Regions from separate parts of the Mus musculus genome. Here region 2 is linked to region 1. The links are chromatin loops, found by intact Hi-C in ENCODE. Cell type or tissue: heart. All regions are shown on one strand.

Region 1 (8,000 bases):
AGATTCAAATTGGTTTCTCTTGGCTTTTGACTGAGTTGCTCTGCTTAGAAAACCTGCCTCTGAATGCCACAAACTGAACTGCACTGACTACAAACTGAACAGACCTACATGAACTCAGCTGAACTCAACTCCACTTCTCCCTGCTCTACTCTTAAGTAGCCTCTCTTTCCTGTGTGTCCTCATGAGAGCAGGGCATATGCTATCGCTGACTCATTCTGTCAAATCTTTCTCCAATTTGTCACTTTGTCTGCCCCTCAGTTAGATGTCAGTGTTTGGGGTTAAAGGTGTGTGCTAAAGGCGTGTCTGTATTCCAGCCACAGGGATTCAGGCTATGTGCTAAGGGGGTTGTCAATATTCCAGCCAGAGTATTAAAGGTATGTACTAAGGTTGTGTCAGAATTCCATCCAGTTCACACAGAGCAAGAGCTTTGGATGTTATCCCTTGCCAGAGTAGCCATGTTGCTGGATTAAAATTCCTCTATACTGCCCAGCTGGGCAGTTCCACTCAGTCTCTGATGAGGCTCCACTCTATTTGGCTGCAATTGGCTTCTCTCAAAAGTGTCTTACTTTTATGTTATCTAGTGATATTGAGCCTTTTAGTTAGTATTAATACACTCTGGTGCCATATGATAAAGTCAAATAATAAAGAGCATCTCAGATCATGTCCTGTATGTGATGGTTTAAAAGGAAATGGCCACCATAGACTCACAGGGAGTGGCAGTATTAGGAGGTGTGGTCTTGTCGGAGTTGGCATTGGCCTTGTTGGAGTTAGTGGTCACTGAGGGCAAAGTTTGAGTCTCAGATGCTTAAGCCACACCCAAGTGCGCATGGCAGTAGTCTTTGTAAAACACATTAGAAATGTCTGATTTATTCAAAATGTCAACTAAAATATGTAAAGTCTGACAAAGGTATATTTTCACAGTAGCTTTTGTGGGATCCATTGTGGTAGCTGAAGTTCGTTGGAGGCTTATCTTTCTAATATACGTTATATTAGAAAAAGCAACTGTATACCTGATTGGCTCAGGAAGTCAGAATGTTGAAACTGCCATAGACAATGCAGTCAAGTGTTCAGAAAAAAGCTGGTTGATATTTTAAATCCTTTTTTACTCATTAATCTCCAACTGCTAAAGACAAACAAAAAGCAAAATTAACATGATTGTAAACCAAGTGCTGTGTCCTGTACCTAGCTTTCTGGCCTGCTGAGAAAGAAGTTGATCAGAGGTAGTGAGTTTGCTTAGAATTGTGGAGCCCAGGCTGCACAGCCAGTGTCTATTATGAAACAGTTTCAGAAACAGGTGAATCCCATAAGAAATCTTGACTTCCATTTGGGAAGAAGCAAGACTTCTACCTCCCTGTCCTCTGAGTTTATGTTAATCCCCTGAGTTCTGGGGGAAATGATTGCTACCTTGCTTGGTTTGGTGCATCTCACATCTCAACATACAGAACAAAGCCTCTGATAATGAAACAAGGTTTTGTTTTGTTTTGTTGGTTTTTGTTTTTGTTTTTGTTTTGTTTTCCTTTAAAAAGTTTCATGTATTCTGATCTAGCCTTAAATACAATGGAAACAAGGAAGATATAGAACTCCTGGTCCTCCTGCCTCTTCCTCCTAAGTGCTGGAATTATAGGCATGCACCATTATGCCTAAATGCTAGCAAGTTTTTTTTTAATTAAAAAATATTATTCAGAGATGCCTTGAGCCTTACCACATAATAACAGACCAGGAAAACCCAGAGGTTTGACATTGGAAATCTTTTAAACAACAGACTTTTGAGGGCTGCCAAGATGACATAACAGGTAAAAGTGTTTGACTTGAGTTCTATTCCTGGAATCCATACAAAGTTGGCAGGAGACAAAAGGTATCTTCTTACCACAACACATGGACACCCACAAATAATAAATAATTTTTCATTTAATTTTTCATATTTGCATTATTTTCTATAGATGTATTTTTTTTAATTAATGTGGGCTAGAGAGAGATGGCTCAGTGTTTTAAAGCATGGACTGATCAGAGAGGAATTCCTAGCTTCTACATCAGGCAGTTCACATCCCCCTGAAACTTCAGGGTGTCCTATGTTCTCTGCTGGCCTCCATGGGCTCCTGCACGTGCATATATCCTCACACAGACACACATGGATACACATAAATGAAGGTAAAAATAATTATAAAAGGCAAAACATGATAGGCTCTTCAATTGTTCAAATTATGTTCCTAGTTTCATATATCCTAGGTTCAGGAAAGTAAATAGACTCCTGTCCTCCTTCCTCTGGACCAACTTGACGTTTTAAAAAGTGGCAAATTGTGTGAATACAGCCATCCCTTGGTATTAAGGAGCTAGTCTGAGAGCCTCTTACTGGTTCCAACACTAACACTAAGAGGTGTTCAAGTTCCCTCTATAAAATGGCACCATATTTGCATATAACCTACAAACATCATCTCACATACTTTAAACTATCTATAGATTAATTATAAAGCTTAATGCAATTTAAAATGCTATGTAAATAGAGAGTAATGCCAAAAAAAAACTTAGAAAGCAAAGACAGACACATCTCTGTGAGTTCAAGGTCAGTCTGGTTTACATACTGAGTTCTGAGCTACAGAGTAAGACGTGTCTTTAAAAAAAAAAAGTAGTTTTGAGAATCACAAGAAAAAGATATGTACATCTTCAGTGTGGATAGAATTTTATCTTGAATAATTAAAATACAAGGTTGGTTGAATCTGAAGATATAGCTGGTGGATCTGGAAAATTGACTACAACTCTACCAGCAACAAGAACTTTACATTAGAAACCAGAGACGTATGCTAAAATTCAGTGCTGAGTGAATAAAACTGAACCACAGAAGGCAATCTTTCCTCTTTGAGGAGACAATAGACTGGATGAAGGCAGAAGATGCTGTAAAGCGTCCTCCAAAATTCACAATGAAGAACGAAGTTGAGCGAAAGTAAGCTAAGAGGCTTTTAAGAATTGCAAGGCTGGGGTGTCACTCCTCCTCCTGATACTAGGGCAACGGTGCCTGAGCACAGTAATATTATGGTTGTGTAGCAAAGTGTTCTTATTAGATACGCATATCAAAGTATTTTTAACGTTTAAAATTGGGACTGTGAATAAGGCTCAGTGGATAAAGCTGTTTGCTGCCAAGTCTGAGGAATCAATTTTGATCCCAGCGACTGAAATGGTGAAAAGGGAGAACAGAACAGACTCTAGAAGTCATCCTCTGACTCCCTGCAGGCTAAAGTAAGTGTACTTTACATTTTTTTCTTAAAGAAAAAGTTCAAGGTTAACGTAAACTTTATTTTAAAGTTCTAGAAGTCACAAAGCTAGCAAATAACAAAGGTGGGTCTGCTTCGAATCAAATCCCAGTCTAGCGACCTCCTGAGCTCCATTTTGTCTTCTCATAACCTACCAAAATCTGTACTCCCAAATCCTGCTAATATACAGAATCCTCTCTTTTAGGAAGCTATTAGTGACTTTCCTCCATGTTTAGATGGTCCTCTTTTGGTCCCCCAATGACAACTGGACCCCATCTGTATTTAAATAGTGTATATATATATTTTCTCATCCACTCGCAATAAACTCTTGAGGATACGAATCTAGTTCCTACAGTGTGTAATACATACTTCTGCAGCAGCAGAATATCACTCATATTTGAAGTTTTTCTCCACCTTTTGATGGGAAAACTCTGAACTTGCTCAGGTCAAACCACAGACCTGCTTTTATGCATCAAACATGGAGCATAAACAAACTGACAGACCAGATTTTCAATAAATACTTTGAGTGAATAAATGAATAATTCAGAAAGTAACCTCCTTTCCCGTGACTGAGTCTCATTCCCCAAACAACCGTGCTTGACTCTTGGGAGAAAAAGACAGGGTTTGAAATTACTTTTATCCTTTAACATTTAAACATTGGTCATTTTCTCCCTCATTTTCACCGTCATAATCACACAGAACATGATTTTCACTATTTGAAAATGTGAGGTTTGGGGGCAGAGCGGTGGAAATCCTTGGGTTTATCTTACGGCTAACTAGTAGCAATTATGTTCAACATCTCAGCTAAATGCCACAAAGTCATAAATTGGGACTTGGAGGTGGTACTCCGAGGGAAAAGAATACAAGTTAAGCTGATTTATTTATAAGCTTTCTTCCCTGGATTGGTTGTGTTAAAGTCGCACCTTCTTGGGTGTGACCCTCGGTGACAAAAATCTTCTCAATGTGTACTTATTAAGTCTATGACTTTAAGATGTGGGATAACGGAAGAGTTAAAATGGTGTTAGGGAAAGCGGTGGTTTTTTTTCTAGATGCTTTTATTGCAGAAACAAGGGGAAATTGACAAATAACCTTCCCAGAGGTTTGCCTGAATTGACAATCCCACAGACCAGGGAGACCTGACACTCTGACAGATGCTTTTGCTGCAAGTCCGCTGAGGTGGGCGGGTCCCGGGAACTCAAGGCTGGGTGGGGGTGTGCCCGAGGGCGGGCCCAGGGCTGCAGGGCGGAGCCGCGGAAGGCGAGAGGCAGCCTGGGAAGTAGCGCCATATTGGCGGTGGCCGCGCTGTATTGTCATAAATAGAGCCGGTTTTGTGGTGTTTTCACTACTCGGTTGAATGCCTCGGCTGTAGAGAGTGGGGAAGTGAGCGAGCTACAAGCGAGCGAAGGGAATTGGACAGAGGAAGGAAGAGAGGGCAAGAACAGGACCCCAAAGCGAAAGACACTCGCTGGAGAGAGACGCAGGAAGCGATGAAAGAGATGTCTGCGTAAGTGGGGGCGGCGGTTGAGGGCGAGGTGGAGAGAGGTGCGCTGAGGTGGGCAGCCCCGGCTTCCAGCCCCTGCGCCTGGCACCCTGCGCAGCCGGCCGGGACCTCTGCTTTCCGCTGCCCTCCACTCCGCAAGGGCATCTCCCCTACCCGGGACTCACCTGGCCGCCCGGCGGGGATTCGGGAGTCGCCGTCAGCCCCCCGCCGCCCGCCTCTGAGGACGCCCCCAGACCAGGATGAGGGGGAAAGGCGCGTGTGGCTGAGGAGAAAAAACGGTCGGTCACTCTCCTGCCCCAGCCGTGTCTGAGCCCGTCTATTCTGTCTGCATTGGCGCAAATACCATCCCCCTGCCTCCCCTCCTCCCGGCCGGACCCGCTATCTTTCAGGTCTTTCGGAGAGGGACTGACCTAGCGGAGCCCCTAGGTTTGCGGTTGCTCCATGAGAAAGGCTAAACCCTCTACCCCGTTCCTTCCCACCGACCCACAATATCTACCGGGCTGTATCTATCCCCTGCTCACACTTTGATAAGTCGGAAGCAGTTTCTGTACTTGTCAAGAATTTATTAGAATTTCTTACCTTTCACTTTATCCGGAAATAATTTCAACGTACAGAAAAATGCACAGAAATACAAAACACCATTTGTGTAGCCACCACCCATTTTTCCCTAAGACTAACATGGGGTGTGTTCTTAGCTCTTTAACCTTTCTTTCTTGAAAAGAAGTCGAGCATTCCAATACATCTGAAGACTCGCCTATCCTTTCTCTGATTGCATTCACGACGCTCTTCCAAGGCCCCAGAGCACTGAGTTTGGTGTTTCTTGTTACTGCATTTTTAATGTTGATAGTACCTATCCCTGTATCCATAAAAACTGTGTACCTGTTTTAAACTGTTTATAGGGTATTTATTATCAGTTACTACTCTGTAGACTGGTTCTTTAGAACATGATCTCTCTGACCTTTTGCTATGTTAATATTTTCATTATTAGTTATTTTTTATTAACTAATGTATTCCGTTTATAAACATAGCCCAGTGTAGTACTTTTAGTGACTATTTTGAGCTATTTAAAAGTTTTTTATAGAATGTCAGTGAGAATTCTATTTACCTATCTTTGTACCTTCAGTAACATTTCTGTAAGGTTTTTTTTTTTTTTCCTTGTAAGTGAAATTCATAACACTTTTTGAGACCTACTTCTTAGAGTTCCTGTTTGGTTTGATTTTATGAAAATCTGTCTGTGCCATGTATTAATCACACACTAATCTTGCTCAGACAACCTTATCTCTCATAGACAGACAGACAGACAGACAGATAGATAGATAGAACTTGAAATAATTAATTGAAGTTTTGTTTGTTCTACAGCAAGATAAAAATGGGAGAGAAATTAGAGTTGGGTTTTTTAAAATACTCCCTTATATTTCATTAAGTCATTTCAAAGGTATATAGGCTGTTTGTTGAGATGAGGTTTCACATGGCCATGAGCTTGCTTCTGCCTCTACCACTTGACTTGTGCCACCAAACCTGGCTAAGCTATCTTATCTTCTCTATTGTCCTTTCTTTCTCCCCATCCTGTAAAACCTCCAGCTGAAAAACATGTTTTAGTTTGTGGACTTACAAGTCACTGCTGTTTTGTTAGTTCGGTTTTTGGTTCAGAGATGGAACTCAGGGCACTACACATGAAACAGTCTGTCACTGAGGTACATCTCCAACCTCAAGGCAATTTTTAAGCATTTAAAATGCAAAAAGAATTAACTACAGTTGTATTTTTGTGGTGTTTACATTTTAAATTGATAAACTTGCACATAATTTGTACAGTGACTAGTTTAAAGCAATTGGCTTGTCCATCACATTTACTGATTACTTATATAAATATGTATACTGTAATTAATTAGTATTTATCACAGTTGCCCTACTGTGCTTAGAATTAATTATAGAGCCAGGCATAACACAGACCTTTAATCCAAACCCCATGAGGCAGAGGCAGGCTGATCTCTGAGTTCAAGTCTGGTAAGTTCCAAGACAGAGTTATATAGTAAGACCCTGTTTCAAGAAGAAAGAAAGAAGTCCTAGTGTCCAGTTATACCTTTCTTTGGTGAGAAGGTATTGCTATGTAGCTCAGGCTTTGAATGTAGATTCTTCTACTTCAGCCTTCTGAATGAAGGGAATAGAGGCATGGGCCTATGTCTGTCCCATTTAACCTCCCTCCTTTCTTCCTCTGTTATTTTTTTTTTAAAGAGCTAATTTACTCATTAAAAGACTGCCTTTTGAGATTATATTCTTACTGTTATGAATAGTTCTTTATGCAAATATGAAGAAAGGTGGTTAGGTTGAGAGTATATACTCATTTTTTCTTTTGCAACAAAATGTACCCCATATCTTTTAGTTATAGATGTAGTCAGAATTCTGTGGTGCTTTATTGAAGATTGTAATTTTATACTAGTTAAGGGCAATTAAGGGTCATTTGAGCCCTTCAAAATTTGCTGTTTAATGTAAAGAATTTGATAATTATTCAGTGTGAAAATGATATGAGTTCCAATCTAAAATGAAGAATACTAAGTACAGTCACAAAGTGTTAGAAATGTAAACTCAGGTTCCAGGAAAAGATGTTTGTGAATGTAAGTTTCTCCAGGGACTGGTTGAGGTTTCTTTTTAAGGCTAGATCATGTTCTGAGGACCATTTGATGGATGTTTTGTTCCCTTACTTATAGGAAGACCATTGTTTTACTAACAGTGTCTTTCAAGTGTTTGACTTCTTTTCAAAGATTCTATAACCTAGATAGTATTTGACTCAGCCTGCAGGGAATAGTAGAGGGAGCCCTGGCATAAAGCCCATTCAGGGTCTTTGCAGTTGAACTGAGTGGTGTTGATACAATTGTCTTGATTCCAACACATACTGCTTTGGGCTTGAAAAGACATCCTGACCATGGAAGCTGGAAGCTGTATGAAAAACACTTCATAAAGACAGAATACCCGCCTTTCCTTTTCTTTTTCTTTCTCTTTTTAAAAATGACTTCCTTGGTAATGTTCCTCAAACTTTTAAGTGGCTCAAATAACTTAAGAGGTTCAATGTGTCCATATGAAATGAGACTTAAAATTTTTTCATCATTTCTTTTTCTTGAACAGAAACACTATGCTGGACAGCCAGCGTCAACAGAAGCATTATGGAATTACCTCTCCAATTAGTTTGGCATGTCCTAAAGAAATTGATCATATTTATACACAGAAGTTAATTGATGCCATGAAGCCATTTGGAGTAT
Region 2 (8,000 bases), 60 kb before region 1:
AAGCCTAGAGGAATTGGAGATCTGAAGATTGCTTGATACAGTCATGGAGATACAGAGTTTGAAGTTTCCACAGATGGGTTACACAGCACCCCAAAGCAGTGCCACCAGCTGGGGAGCAGCTGTTCAAATACCTGTGTTGTGGGGGACATTTCCCATTCAAATCATCATCAGGCATGGAGGGTAAGGCCTGAAACACCAGCATTTCAGATGCTAAGGCAGAAGTACTGCCATAAGTTCAAGACCAATCTGGGGTATAGAGTGAGGTCCAGGACAGCCTGGGCTACAGGGCAGGATTCTGTCTCCACCCTCTAATGAAAATAAATTAAATTAAAAATACCAAGAGCTTGAAGTTTAATTTTATACATTGATTTAACTGCCTCACAGATACACATACGGCTTTGTAAGACCCAGACCCTCAGTCAGTGGTGCTTACTTTGAGATGCCCTCAGTGAGACACCAAGAAGCAAATTGATGCAAAAGCAAGAGGTTTATTTTCTGACATGTCCCAGTCAATCCTCAATCAACCCCTCTAGGCGAGTGACTAGAAGGCGACCCTGGATGGCTGTTACAAGCAGTTTTTATACTTTGTAGGGCACAGGTTACATCAGCAAGGTTACAGTTCAAATTTATTGTCTAAGCATATGGACCTTTAAATCTCTTGGCTAGCAAGCATGACAGGCATTTGAACTCTACCTGAGACTTTGCAGGCCAGGTGACTATCAGTCAGTACATTCTAAGACTTTTTAACTCAAGAATGTTCCTGTGGGTAGAGAATGAAACTTGGCCTAGCCTTGACCCCAGGCAGGAGGGGAAAGCTGTAACTGGGGTGGGACTGGAAAACCCCTTAGGGTCCCTCAGCGTGTAAAACATTATTTCAGGTGTGCCTGTAAGGAAGTTCATACCTAAATGGTCAGTTTCACCACCTGCAGGGTGTGATTGACCAGTCATCACTGGTGGGACTACATGCATCTGAGCATAAGGATGCCGGACTCACATTCTAGTTTGCTTAGGCCCAGCTTATTCTGATGTGCAAATATGAATTCCAGAGCACTTCCTAATCCTAAATAGCTCCTTCTTTCCTGTTTCTGGGTGTTGGTGCCGGGGTTGGGGGTAGTACATACATAATGTTGACAGGCTTTGAGGACAGGGTTGGGGTAGTACACATATAATGTTGCTATGTCCTAGTATCTTTTTTTTTTTAAATGTAAGTACACTGTAGCTGTCTTCAGACACACCAGAAGAGGGTGTCAGATCTCGTTACAGATGGTTGTGAGCCACCATGTGGTTGCTGGGATTTGAACTCCGGACCTTTGGAAGAGCAGTTGGGTACTCTTACCCACTGAGCCATCTCAACAGCCCATGTCCTAGCATCTTGACAGGCTTTGAGGAAGCAGAAAAAACTACCAGAATCTTTCCTCAATTTCACGGAGTATGATCATTGTGGCAGTTCTCAGATCCAACTTCTCCTCCTTCAGAAGGTGTCTCTCTTTCCTTTGGAAGCGGTCTCTGCCCCAAGGGGATGCTTCTGGCAGTCTTGACACTGAAGAGGGTACTTCCTTCCACGTGTCCCTCTTTGTGCAGCTTCTGCATCCATGTCAGTTCTTATTATTAATTAATTTATTCACTTTACATCCCATATCAGCCCCTCTCTCTTCCCAGTCTGAATTAGTGGTTTCTTATTCTTCAATACATAAATTTAATCTCACTTGCTTTCAGGGTTTTTTTGCTGCTATAACAGATACTCAAGGAAAACAACATAGAGAAAGCAAACAAGATTGGGCCAGGTAACTTGGAACCGGAAGCACAGTGGGAGAAACGAGAATAACCCTGTTTCAACAAGTGGAGGCCAGACTAGCTCCTGCAGCTTCTCATACATGCATGAAAACTCACCAGCCACCAACAGGAAAGACATGTGAGGGTGGAGCCAGAAAGGCTGAGTCCATATGTAAAAATGTGCCTAAACCTCTGGGCACAGAGAAACATAAGTCCTGGCTCATACTCTGTAATAATAATAAAAACGGGTTCTCCCTGACATATATGTTGTGGTCATTAGTACTGGTTGCCAACCTGGCAGTGTATAGACTCACCTAAGAGACATGCCTTCCAGACATGCACCTGTGAGGGATTATCTAGAGTAGGTTAACTGAGTTGGGAAGACACACCCTAATTGTAGACAGCACCATTTTGTCAGCAGGAGTCCTGAACTGAGCAGAAAGAAAGCAAAAACAAACCTCCTCCCAGGTTCCCAGCTGTGGATAAAATGTGGCCTCCCTGGTACCCCCCACCCCCTGCTGTGGATACAATGTGGCCAGCTACCTGTAGCTCCTGCTGGCAGTCCCTGTCCCCACCACCATGATGGACAGACCAACCTCAAACTGAGCCCTTTCTCCCTTAAGTTGCTTTGGTCAGGGCATTTTATCACAGCAAAAGGAAAAGTAGCTCAAATTTTTTTGAGGAGTAAGATGCCACATCATTGGAACACATGTTTTATACCCATTGTTTTCATAAAAGGAGACTGGCACTTGGCCTCTGATACAAGCACAACAAGGTTTTGGTCTCTTGTCCATGTGTTCAGCTGGGTGGTGTGAACACACACCCCACAGGCCTTCTAAGCAGCTGACTTGTTCTTGACCTTGTTGAACAAGTGTACATACTCTGCCCTACAGATGCCTCCCTTCTCTTAGACCACTCCAGCCATATTGTATGTTATATACTAATTATATCATATATCATTTACTATATCCCAAGAATAAACATGGTGATGAGCTAACAAAACAACAGGCAGTGTGGTTTTAGTTGGAATTAGTAAAAACATGCATATATAAAATATACTTTAAGGAATATGATTCCATAAACAAATATAATCTTTTTTTAAAAATAGGGTCTCTCTACATGTAGCCTGAAACTTGCTGTGTATATCAGGATGGCCCTGAATCTACAGAGACCCACCTGCCTCTGCTTTCCAAGTACATTAAAGGCTGTGCCACCACACCCTGCAAACAAACATTTAAATGCCATCACCTGGCACATCTTTATTGTTTATACAAAAATGCATTAAAATCATGTAACAAACTTCACTTACAAATGTGTCATGTAGTTCAGCCTGTTATGCCAAGCTGTATTTGTTTACTAGTTTTTCTGGCTTGTTTGTTTGTTTGTTTGTTTAAGATGGCTCTCATTCTGTAAACTAGGCAGCCTTGAACTTGAAGTGATTCTCCTACTTCATGCAACCCTGAGAGTGCAGGTTCAAGTCACCACCACTGGCCTCGAAACCATATTTATACTGTTATTCTAGGATATGAATTAGTTTTCAGCGTAAAATGTGGACTCCTGGAGAAATGTGAAGATTATGCAGAATGGCCTCTTTCCCTTGATAGATGGGGTGGGGGTGGGGCAAACTTAGATACCCCTAAAGGAGCTCTGTGCCCCCCACATTTGTTGCCATAGTCAGTCTCACAGACACAGACATCCCTTCTTTTTCTTCACTTCCTCCTCACCAAGCATTGATGTACAAGTGTCCTTTTCTTCTTAGATTTCTTAAAAATTGTGTGTGCATATGTCTATATGTGCATCTCTCTCTGTCTCTCTGTCTCTCTGTCTCTGTCTCTCTTTGTCTGTCTGTCTGTCTGTCTGTCTCCCCCCCCCTTAGAAGTGCAGTAACAGGCAGTTATGATGTGGGTGTTGGGAACTAACCTGGGCAAGATCAGCATGTGCAGGAACTGTTGGGCCACCTCTCCAGTCCACAGATGCCCTTCCTGTCATCTCCAGCAAGTAGGAGGGGCTACATCCCTGGCACAGAAGCCAACACACAGCACAGCATAGGGCTACCAGCTGGATGCATGCCATTGGCCAGGCATCAGGTTATGTTACATTTTTTGCTCTCACAAACCTAACAGTGCCGACTTCTGCTAGCATTTTCTGCCTTGCTTCTCACAGTGTTTCTTCTAGGTAAGGCACGGGTAGAAAAAAAGAAGCTGTTGTATTTGGAGGTGTGGCTAAATCAAGTATTTGCAGAAGATCCAGTTCAATTTCAGAATCATCTTCATTAGAGCGAAAACCATTTTCAGTTTCTCCTCGGAAAGATATCAGCCCCTTGATAAGACATTTGTTTCAAGAAGACAATGTCTTACATAAATAAAAACGTAGCATGAGCCTGCTATTTCTAACTTGAATATCCTGCATGGACCCGCTACACCAAATGCTGGCTGATCTGATGAGCTAACAGATTACATCAAATTTGGGTTTTGAAATATTTTTTTCCACTTGTTTAGAAGCAAAGTCCATCATTTCAACAGAGAAGTTCTTAAATACAATCTGTTGAGACAGGATGAAAATTGTTGTGAGCGAACTCCTATGGCTTTGTGTACCCCACACTGACAGTCCTGGTGGGGTCTAGCCCTCGTGTGACCTCAGCTCATGGCTTATGCCAACTGCTCAGTGTTTCCCAGTCATGACAGGTGCACCGTGTGGGCTCACAGAGCAGGCAAGCCGTCCTGCAGCACGCAGCCCTTTCTCCCGGTGGTCCCTAAACGGGACATTCCTCTGCTCCTCTGTACCATCTTCAGAGAAGCTCTCCTTGGCCACCTCAGTCTTTGCTCCCTGCTAGCAAGCTCAGCTTTCTCCCTAGGAATTGCTAACCAAAGCGTCCTTTTTCTTGTGTACTAATTATTGATGGGCCGACCTCTGTGATAGAATTTAAGCACAATAGAGCAGGACTTTAATCCATCTTGCCTGCCAGCTCTGTGTGCCTGGTTCAATGATCTCTCTGCCATCAACAACCGATCTACCAATGTAATTCATAAAGTAAGTTCTGAGATACCCAGATACCTCTCAGACCACAAACTAGACCTGGCTGCATATCAGAATCCAGGTTAGTCCCTCAAAGCTGCAAACTCTGTCTCTGAAAAATTGAATTCATTTCCGAAATATTTAGATTCTGGTTAATTCTACATAATGGCCACTAGAGGGGGCCATAGTCAAATATTAGAAAAATCTAAGTTCCGTTTTGTTTTGGTTTTTCCCTCAGAGCTAAAAATCTTCCCCAGTCCTCCTCTCTACCTTAACAGATTAAAGCAAACGTAATATACTGTGACAGGCGGCAGACTCTACTCCACAGCAAGGTACCACTGGCATTTAGAAAATTCTCTTGGTTGTCCCAGCTGTAGGTAGCCACCAAGAAATTGACACCACCTTGGCCACTCATCTGAGCCTGTTGTCTCTAATATTGTCTGAAATCTTCCAGCCAGCCTCAAACTGCACTCACCCTTGGCCACTGTGGCATACAGAAAGTCCCGTGTTCTCCCTTTGTTGACCCACTGTCTGGTTATTCTCACAGAAAGTGCACTCCCCACAATGCACTCTCCCTCCATCCCCAGAACCCTCTCCATCTGCCCTGCCATTGCTGGGAGAGATAAACACTCTCCTCTCTTCAGTGATGAGCCACACACAAACCTAATAGGAGAAGCAGATTGACACTCATCTAGTCACCTGCAACTGTCACAGCCCCAGTTAGCTCCTGTGCCATCATGAGTCCTACTGCTAAAAGCCGACTGGCGGCTTCTTGTTCCGCTGTTACACACCATCCTGCTCTGAGTGTCTCAACAACAGTGTAAAAACGGGTGCCACGGACCGGGCCTAATTAGCCCCCCTCAATCCGTGGGAATCAGGGGTTCCGACAGATGGGCACAGAGTCGGTGGGAATTGGGGTGACAAACAGACTCGACACAAGGAAGTGTGGATCTGATGTAATTTGTCAAATAGAGCATCAAACTTTTTATACAGAAGAAAATAGGGAAGTAAGGTGACAATGAGGTTACTGGATTCTTACATAAATCAGAGGAATGCAAACACGGAAGGACTAGCAGGAACCAACTGGGATAAAATTCAATGTTAACAACTGGGATCAAAAATAGCCCCACCTAAGGCCCACTTAATCTTAGAAGCCAGGGGCAAGGGCTTCGTGCCCTTGCCATAGTTCCTACTCTAGTCTATTGTATAGTCCACCTTCCCCCTAGGCCATTGTAAATACTTGTGTATGGGTGTAACTCAGCTATCTATAGTTCTAAGTAACTACTCTGGTTCCTCTTTAGGTCACAAACTTCCTTCTTCCTAGGTAATGGTAAATTTCTGTGTAGGGCAGTGACTTAGCTATCCATGCCCAGGGTTGGATCAAGGACTGCCTAGAATCTAACTTAGCTATATCTCAAAAAATCAATCCTTAGGAGCACTTGTAATAAAGCAATATTAAGGGAAAGCACACAGATCCATTTACCAACTAAAGCAAGGACATTGGAGCATTCGTTATACAGGATGCCACAATTCCAGGAGACTAAGTTTCCATGAACTTTCCACCTGAGGACAGCGCCCAGGTGTCCGGGGCCTGTCACACTTGTCACTACTGGAGTGGATGTAGCAGTTCCCCTGTTTTTTATGTTTTAGACGAAGTTCCAGAATGTCCCGCCTCGTGGTAGCTACAGATCTCAGAAGAACTCTAAAGATGAGTGGAAATACAATGATTACTAATAAAATAATGCCAATAATAATAGCAAACAAGATTATATATTGAACCTAATCCAAGGGATTCAATGCACTTAGGTTATTCTTTAAATTTCTGGCCAATTCATCAATGTTCCAAGTATCCAAATGGCTTCTGCTAATATCTGAATTTTCTGTTAACCTAGCCTTAATATTTGCTATATCCTGTCTCAATCTATTGCTAAAACTGCCTTTTGTAAAAAAGCATTAACCTTTGCCTCCAGTTTATCTATAACAAAATGAGAGGTATGTAGTTGCTGAACTAAAGCTGTGGTAGATACTGCAAAAAGAAGTTAAAATTACAATTAAAGCAGTAATTCCTAAAATCAGAGCTGTAACAAATCTCCTTTGGTCTAATAAGTTCATTTAACTTTTTCAAAGTTTGCAATCCTGAATTCTCAAACCAAGAATTATTTCCTAACTCTACAGGCAGCAAAACGTAAGCAGGTCTTTTTAACAACATCATAACAGCAGATTCCTTATCTAAATTAGGATCTACACAATTAGTTAATTGACAAGAATTACAATTAATATGAAAAGACTTGAAAAGATTGGTGATCTTAACTCTATCAAAATTACCCAACAATATAGCATATGGGTAAGGCACACAAGCCTTCACAGCTATAGGGGAGTTGGCCTAAATGGCCAAAAACAGTGTCTCTGACGAAAGCATCGTGTCCATTCTCTGTACCAGTCTCTCCGCCTCACGAGTCAGCTTCTTTAGTCCTCACCAGGTCGGCTCTCATTGCTGCAGTCTGTGGCAGGGATAGGGAGAGTCTCTTCATTTTGCTTGCAAGTGTCTGCTCTCCCTGCTTCCTTCTTCTCTGTACACCCAATACAGCTTTCCTGTCACCACTGTCAGGGCACTCAGGAACTCACAGGTCAGCCTGTCACAGGAATCATTCTGGAAGCTAGCATGCTTCTGCAGCATTCTGTGGAAAAAACAAAAACATTCCCCCTCTTCCCCATTTTAAGTACCTGAACAGGATCATGCCAATGTGCCAATAAGTGGATCCTTTCTCTTTACCTAGGCATATGTATGCCTGGTTGTAGAATACTATAAGGCACTCACTCAGCAGCAAGGTTTTGGGGACCCAAATTTAAGCATCATAATAGGATGTTAAACTTTACATGAGTCTACATTAATGTTCTCTTTGCCCAAATAAGCAGCTAATATTTGATTATCCTTGATTATAATTGATAACAATTGATCACAGCTTTCTCTACTTTCCACAAAGCTTTTTTGTTTCTCACCAGTTAATTTGAATCTCACTTGATAGCACCTAACAAAGGCTTAAGTTCTCCTGTGGTGAGTTTACGGTGTGGTTTTAGCCAATTAACATCTCCTGGAAGCTTTCAAAAATAATTTGTAATAAGCAAATCATCATTTTTTAAAAATTTTCTTGTACCACAATTTTTCTAAGATAACTAAAACCCCAAATATTAAAAAGATATTGTATCTGAAT

Evidence for each region. Hi-C counts contacts between places; a loop is a spot of excess contacts. Peaks named below come from ENCODE experiments on the same cell type or tissue, not always from the same donor. Only the 100,000 strongest peaks of a DNase experiment are listed, where the experiment ranks them.
Region 2: it touches region 1 in a loop (4-fold over the local background); 8 of 42 quality-filtered maps call a loop at or near these places.

Annotation. Positions count from the first base shown.
Region 1 is chr11:23,891,771-23,899,770 of GRCm38, reverse strand. It overlaps Papolg (poly(A) polymerase gamma), which reads left to right and starts at 4,501. Exons shown (of 22, transcript NM_172555.2): 1 at 4,501-4,749; 2 at 7,867-8,000. The coding sequence starts at 4,733. Gm12061 (a long non-coding RNA gene) reads right to left here and starts at 5,519. Exons shown (of 4, transcript XR_872317.3): 1 at 5,326-5,519; 2 at 4,911-5,008. In heart, no CTCF peak of the experiment used is centred here; a DNase peak (open chromatin) is centred at 4,480; H3K4me3 peaks cover 1,817 bases; H3K27ac peaks cover 946 bases; H3K27me3 peaks cover 375 bases.
Region 2 is chr11:23,951,529-23,959,528 of GRCm38, reverse strand. No RefSeq gene overlaps it. Among named protein-coding and RNA genes, the nearest start is that of Papolg, 60 kb to the right of the region's middle. In heart, a CTCF peak has its summit at 4,959 (motif pointing right); no DNase peak of the experiment used is centred here; H3K27me3 peaks cover 453 bases.